Linked DNA regions of Mus musculus: region 1 is linked to region 2. The links are chromatin loops, found by intact Hi-C in ENCODE. Cell type or tissue: heart. All regions are shown on one strand. Each heading gives the region's core, and the rest is flanking DNA. Links, peaks and the distances in the headings are about the cores only. Region 1 holds the start of Zfp335 (zinc finger protein 335). Region 2 holds the start of Acot8 (acyl-CoA thioesterase 8).

Region 1 (2,832 bases), core at 1-2,500, 110 kb after region 2:
CAGATACAATCCCCATCTCGCAAAATTACTTATGAAGCTACCAGAGATGACTATGTTTCTAATTTTCACTTAACAGAGAAGATGAGGGCTAGAACCTGGGTAACCTGCTCAAATCACAAAGTAATGGGTCAGGAAAACATGGCTCAGTTTCCCCTTACAGCCTAGCACCCATAGAACCCGGCCCTCCCGTTCCATTTGACAGATGGGAAGACTAAGATAACTGAGATGGATCAACATTTGAACCGGGCTCATGGAGCCTGAGGGCTCTGGGTAAGACCATGGATAATTCTGGCTCTGTCGATAGCAAGCACGCTCTGCCTCAGTTTCCCTTTCTGAAGATTCTGGAAACAAGTGGTTTAAGTATGTCTCTTAGCCATGGGACTTGTCAAAACCGACCACAGCAGTTTGGCATGGCATGGCTTGGCGTCTGCCTCAAAAACAGTTATTTTCTACAAGTAGGCTTTGCTGACGGTCCCCCTGCCCACACCATCCACACTGATCCATACCACAGAGTGGTTGCCACCGTCCGAGCTCTGCCCGACGCCAGAGTCGTCAGCCTCCGTTAATCCTGGGACGGTCGCAGCGTCGCTGCTGTCCGCGGACACAGCTTCCGAGGTGCACACACCCAGGCCGCTCTCAGAAGGCTCCTCAGGCTGGCCGGGCCGAGGGGCCGCGTCGCTACTGCTCTCCACCTCGTTCTCCTCCATTGGTTCTGGGGACCGACTGACAGCGAAGCGCGGGGTTTGAGGCTTTCACTCTGCTGGGCGATACGACCATGGTTGCAACAAGTGGTCCACCTTTCGGGCCCGGCCAAGCAGAACCCACCCAGATGCACCGGTGTGCCCATTCTGCAGATGCAAAGACTGAGCATCGGACTAGATGGGACGGGGTTTCCTGGAAAGGGAACCTTCCAGAAAAGAATAGGGACGCCTGGCCTCTCAGGCTAGGACCCTTTGGGAAGAAGGGTGGTCCCGGTGGGTGATCACGGCTCCTTGCTCCTCCCAGAGGCATGAATCGACCCTGGGCGGACACAGCGGCCCGGCGCTCCGGCCCCCGTGTCCCCTCGGATGAGGAGCCGGTGGTACAGCCCGCAGGCCCCCGGGGTCAGTGGTTCACTCCCCCTCCCCGGACTCCCCTGCGGAGGGGGCTGACAGCGACGGTCGCGGGGCCTGGTGTCTCGGGGCTGTCCCCGGCGCTGCCTGAGCTCCAGGCCCGGCGCCATCTTGTGGCGGCGCTGGGTTTCCGCTCAGGCAAATGCGAGAGCGGCTAAAGGGCCTGGGACCCCGGGGCCCTGTTCGGACAGCCCCGCCGGCCCGGGAGTCCGCCACCCGGCAGCCTCGCGGCAGGGCCCCGGTGCACGGCAGTGTGCGGAGGGGCAGCCCGCCTCCGGCTGCCGCTAACCTGAGCCTCTGGCTGCTGTGTCGCTCTCCGACTCCGGCATCGACGAGGTCGCCATCCTCTCACCCCCGTCGCGGAGGAACCCATCGGCCGCCCTCGAACCGGAACTACTTCCGCCGCCGTCCCCCCGGGAGAGAGAGATCTGCGGGGTTTCAGAAGGCCTCTCGGAGGACTCAGAGCCGTCGTCGGGTCCAGGAGGACTCTAGAAGTCACATGCTGCCCGGTGTTAGGGCTGAGGTCAGCTGGGTACGGGGACTACTTTTTCGTGTGGCGGAGGGCTACACGGGAAGTGGCATGACGTCACGCAGGTCCCAGCCCGGACTCGCCGGACAAGGCGCGGCGGAGGCGCCCGGCTCTCGTGGGTGTGGCCCCCAGCGTCTAGCCACACCTCCAGGGGTCGCTTAGAGAACCGTCGCGACCTGGGATGGTTTAGAGGTGTCCAGAGGGGAGGGAACGTCAGTCATTTTCCTGGTTTTTCACCTGTAGCTTAAAGCTCCACTCGAGCCAGATCGGGTTCTCCCGGGTTGGGCTTGCTGTGCCGTAGTACAGATGGCAAAACCGAGGTTTGAGGACAGGAAAGGCTGGTCAGGAATCACAACTAAGGCGACTTGGGGGATCGGGTAATGGCAGAGGTCAGGGATGTTTGAAGAAGAGTTAATGCTTAGGCCACGGTGCACTTCGCAGCTGTATTTCTTACTAGGACTGGAGGGCCAGACACCCAGCTGTCCTCTGATCAGTGTAGGTGTGTTTAGAAGTTGGGGAATTAGCTCAGTGGCAAACACGAGGCCCTGCGTCCTATTCCTAGCATACACACGCGCTCATAGACGCGCATGCACGCACGCAGGCAGTGTTAGGTATTTTTAGAAGTCTACAGTCCTTGGGCCCAGTGTGGTGGTGGCTCATGCTTTTAATCTAGCACTCCGGAGAGGCAGGCTAACCTCACTTGACTTACATAGACCAGCTGGAGCTATGTAGTAAGTTTTTCCCAGAAACCACATGGTAAAAGGAGAGAACCGTCTCTTCCAGGCTGTCCACCCACCTCCACGCGCTCTTAGTGTCATGTGTGCACTTACAGACATAACAATAAATACATGCTTAAAGCCGGGCCCTGGTGCTGCACGCCTTTGAGTCCTAACACTTGGGAGGCAGAGGCAGGCGGATTTCTGTGAGTTTGAGGCCAGTCTGCTCTACATAGTTCCGGAACAGCCAGGTCTACATAGCGAGACCATATCTCAAAACAGAAAAGAGAAGAGAAGAAGAAAAGAAAAAAAAAAGAGAGAAAGAAAAGGAAATGGAAAGAGCCAGGGAGTGGTGGCACACACCTTTAAACCCAGAAATGGAAAGGCAGAAACGGGTGGATCTCTGTGAGTTCAAAGCCAGCCTGGTCTACAGAGTTAGTTTCAGGACACAAAAACCGTGTACTAAAAAAAAAAA
Region 2 (2,902 bases), core at 156-2,655:
CTTTACAGAACAATTTGAAAAGCGCTCCTGGCCCAAGACAGTAATTACCTAGCTGGAAGAACGATAGCTTCTGATAAAGTCGTAAGGGCTGCATGGGTCAGAACTGTCACTGAACAGGCATGGTGGTACACACCTTTGAGCCCAGGATTTGGGAGGCAGAGATACACTGGCCTCTGTGAGCTCAAGGCCAGCCAGGTCTACACAGAGTTCCAGGTTAGCCAGGGAGGGCTATACAGAAAGCCTGTCTCAAAACAAAACAAGACAACCAGCTAGACCTGGTGGTGAACTCCTGCCAGCGCTTAAGAGACAAATGAAGGTGGATCCCTGTGGGTTCCAAGCCAACTTGCTGTGTATATATATATACTCTCTCTCTCATTCTCTCCCTCTCCATTCATATATATATAGTGAATTCCAGGTCATCCAGGACTATATTTAGTGACATCTTGTCTCTAAACAAAACAAAAAAATTGTTACAAACCCACTTCAGTGAAAGATAAGTAATGACTTACCAGACATTAAGGGATGGCTTGAACAAACGAACACACACGCACACTCAGTCTACCAGATTAAGCTGCCTTGTGGGGTAGCGGAGTCTCTGTCCCCTCTCTCCCTCTCTCCCTCTCTCCCTCTCTCCCTCTCTCTCTCTCTCTCTCTCTCACACACACACACACACACACACACACCTTCCCCCCCCACCCCCCAGATCGCCTCCTGAAGAGGAAGCAAGGATGGATGCCAGGGACATGCCTTCTAACTGCAGCAGAGCTTGCATCCAACTCTTAACCCCAGAACTGAGGTTCACAGGGAGATGGCAGTAATCGCGACTCTATACTGAAAGAGGGGTGCGAGCCTAGTTCAGAGGCGCTACCGGCTACCTGTAGAGATCTTCATCTAGCGGCTCGAGGTTGAGCACGCTCGTGACCAGCACACTACGGAGGTCCCCGGAAAGGTCGCCGCGGTCGGCGTCGCCATGAGCATCTCCCAGACCCTCTGGCGCTGACATTTTCACTGCTGGCTGCGGTTGAGAGAAACGCGGAAACTTATATAGGCTCCCAGCGCTTCCGGAAGGTCGCTCCAGGGGCCGGAAATCCCAAGGGCTCCGGGGAGCGAGACGCAGATTGTGATTGGTCGATGTGCTTGTCAATTTCAGAGTGGGCGCGGCTAGCTCTATCTTAAGATTGGAGGATATTTGTGTCAGTTTTGGACATCCGCGTGTGATTGGGTGAATCAGCGAGGGGGCGGAGCCTTGGAGATGAATAATAAGGGATGAGCGTCTTTCCTCTTCTGTCACTGAGCAAAGTCGCCCCTAGGTTGCTGTTACCGGTCTCCTCCTGTTCTGGGCTCCTCCCAAGCGCCCTGTAAGCCACTCACTCGGGACCGCAGCTGGGCCCGTGCCAGCCGTTACCCAGTGACCTCTGACCCCTGCCGTGGTTCTAGGTTCTAGGAGGGCCAGTCCCCGGCCATGGAGCTAGGCAGCTGCTTTAAGACCTACGAGGACTTCAAGGAGTGTTTCAGCGCCTACAAAAAGGAGACCAGGTGCTCCTTCATTGTCAGGGACTGCATCTCCGTCCGCTTCCATAACCTCAACAACGGCACCTCTTTCCGCGAGGATATCCTGTAAGGGCGGGGCAGGAGGGTGGGGAGGAGGGCTGCCTGGAGGAGGAGGGCGTGCATGGAGGAGCCACGTTCCCCGTGCCTGCGGAAAAACGAGGGAAACCTCACCGGCGTGGCCTTTGCTACCCGCCGCGCTTGCTCCCACTCCTTCATTCACGAGCTTTCCTGGGAATTCGCAGTAACTGCATCTTGTTGTTTTTCCGTTTTATTTGTTTGTTGAGAGAATCTATCTCAAGCGCAAGGCTGGTTGAGGAGTGAATTGAAACGCCTTAGTAATAATTTCCTCCATTAGCCTCCTCTTTACAAAGCAGTAATGGTGCTCATTGGTTGGTTGGTTGGTTCTTTTCGGTGATTGATTTTGTAAATGATTCTTGAGCTCCAGATACAGCCGTTTTCAAACACCTTCCTTATCCAAGGTGGTGCTCCCTGAGTGCCTTTCTTACTCTGCAGGGCTGTGTGTCAGAATTATTGGTGGTAGCTCCCTGACTCATTTGACTTTAGGGGCTAAAAGCTGATGAAAACGCCAGGGCTTTTAGGGTTCAGGTGAAACAGCCTACTATAAATTTAGCTTTTAGTTTTTCTTTGAAAGAAAGAATAAGGGTGCAGGTTTAGAAGCCCAATGCGAAAAGGTTGAGGCCGGCGGGTCATGAGTTTGAGACAAATCAGTTTGGTTTAAAAAAAAAAATACAGGGAAAGGGGGTTGGTGGTGGAAGCCTTTAATCCCAGCACTCAGGAGGCAGAGGCAGGCAGATCTCTGTGAGTTCGACGCCAGTCTGGTCTACAGAGCAGCTTCCAGGACAGTCAGGGCTACACAGAGAAAACCTGTCTTGAAAAACCAAAGTGGGGAGTTGGGGGGCGGGAGGGAGAGACAGAGAGAAATGGGAAGCAGCCCCGCCCCTTCGTAAAAAGGAAGGTTTGTGTGCCCAGTCTTTTGCTGTGAAATCTAATCATATGAATCAATTTGAAAGTCAATTCAAGTTTTAATTACAACATATAGGCCAACTGAGTGTCAAAATATACCAAAGTTTGAGTCAGGGATTGAGCTCTTTGGACAGTACTTTCCAGACTATAGAGCCTGGCTGTGTTCTGGCTCCATTCTGAAGTCCAGGGTCACTCTTGGGTACACATAAAGATGAATAAGTGTCCCTAAGGAGTTACTTGGACTTAGAAACTAATATGGATGAAAATAACAAATGGGGGGCTGGACTGATAGCTCGTGGGGAAGAGGACTGAGGCTCACGCATGGTGGATTGGCAGCACCTGTAACTCCAGATCTAGGAATCCTTTA

The links. Peaks named below come from ENCODE experiments on the same cell type or tissue, not always from the same donor. Only the 100,000 strongest peaks of a DNase experiment are listed, where the experiment ranks them.
Region 1: a loop joins it to region 2, with 11 times the contacts of the local background. A loop is called at or near these places in 1 of 42 quality-filtered maps.

The regions. Positions count from the first base shown.
Region 1 is chr2:164,910,116-164,912,947 of GRCm38, forward strand. It overlaps Zfp335 (zinc finger protein 335), which reads right to left and starts at 1,635. Exons shown (of 28, transcript NM_199027.2): 1 at 1,402-1,635; 2 at 507-757. The coding sequence starts at 707. It overlaps Zfp335os (zinc finger protein 335, opposite strand), which reads left to right and starts at 1,318. Exons shown (of 2, transcript NR_166490.1): 1 at 1,318-1,635. In heart, for the core only: a CTCF peak has its summit at 1,230 (motif pointing left); DNase peaks (open chromatin) are centred at 1,216, 1,496, 1,746 and 2,246; H3K4me3 peaks cover 2,500 bases; H3K27ac peaks cover 2,324 bases.
Region 2 is chr2:164,803,815-164,806,716 of GRCm38, forward strand. Acot8 (acyl-CoA thioesterase 8) reads right to left here and starts at 1,067. Exons shown (of 6, transcript NM_133240.2): 1 at 876-1,067. The coding sequence starts at 1,003. It overlaps Zswim3 (zinc finger SWIM-type containing 3), which reads left to right and starts at 1,300. Exons shown (of 2, transcript NM_178375.2): 1 at 1,300-1,617. The coding sequence starts at 1,463. In heart, for the core only: no CTCF peak of the experiment used is centred there; a DNase peak (open chromatin) is centred at 1,187; H3K4me3 peaks cover 2,447 bases; H3K27ac peaks cover 2,015 bases.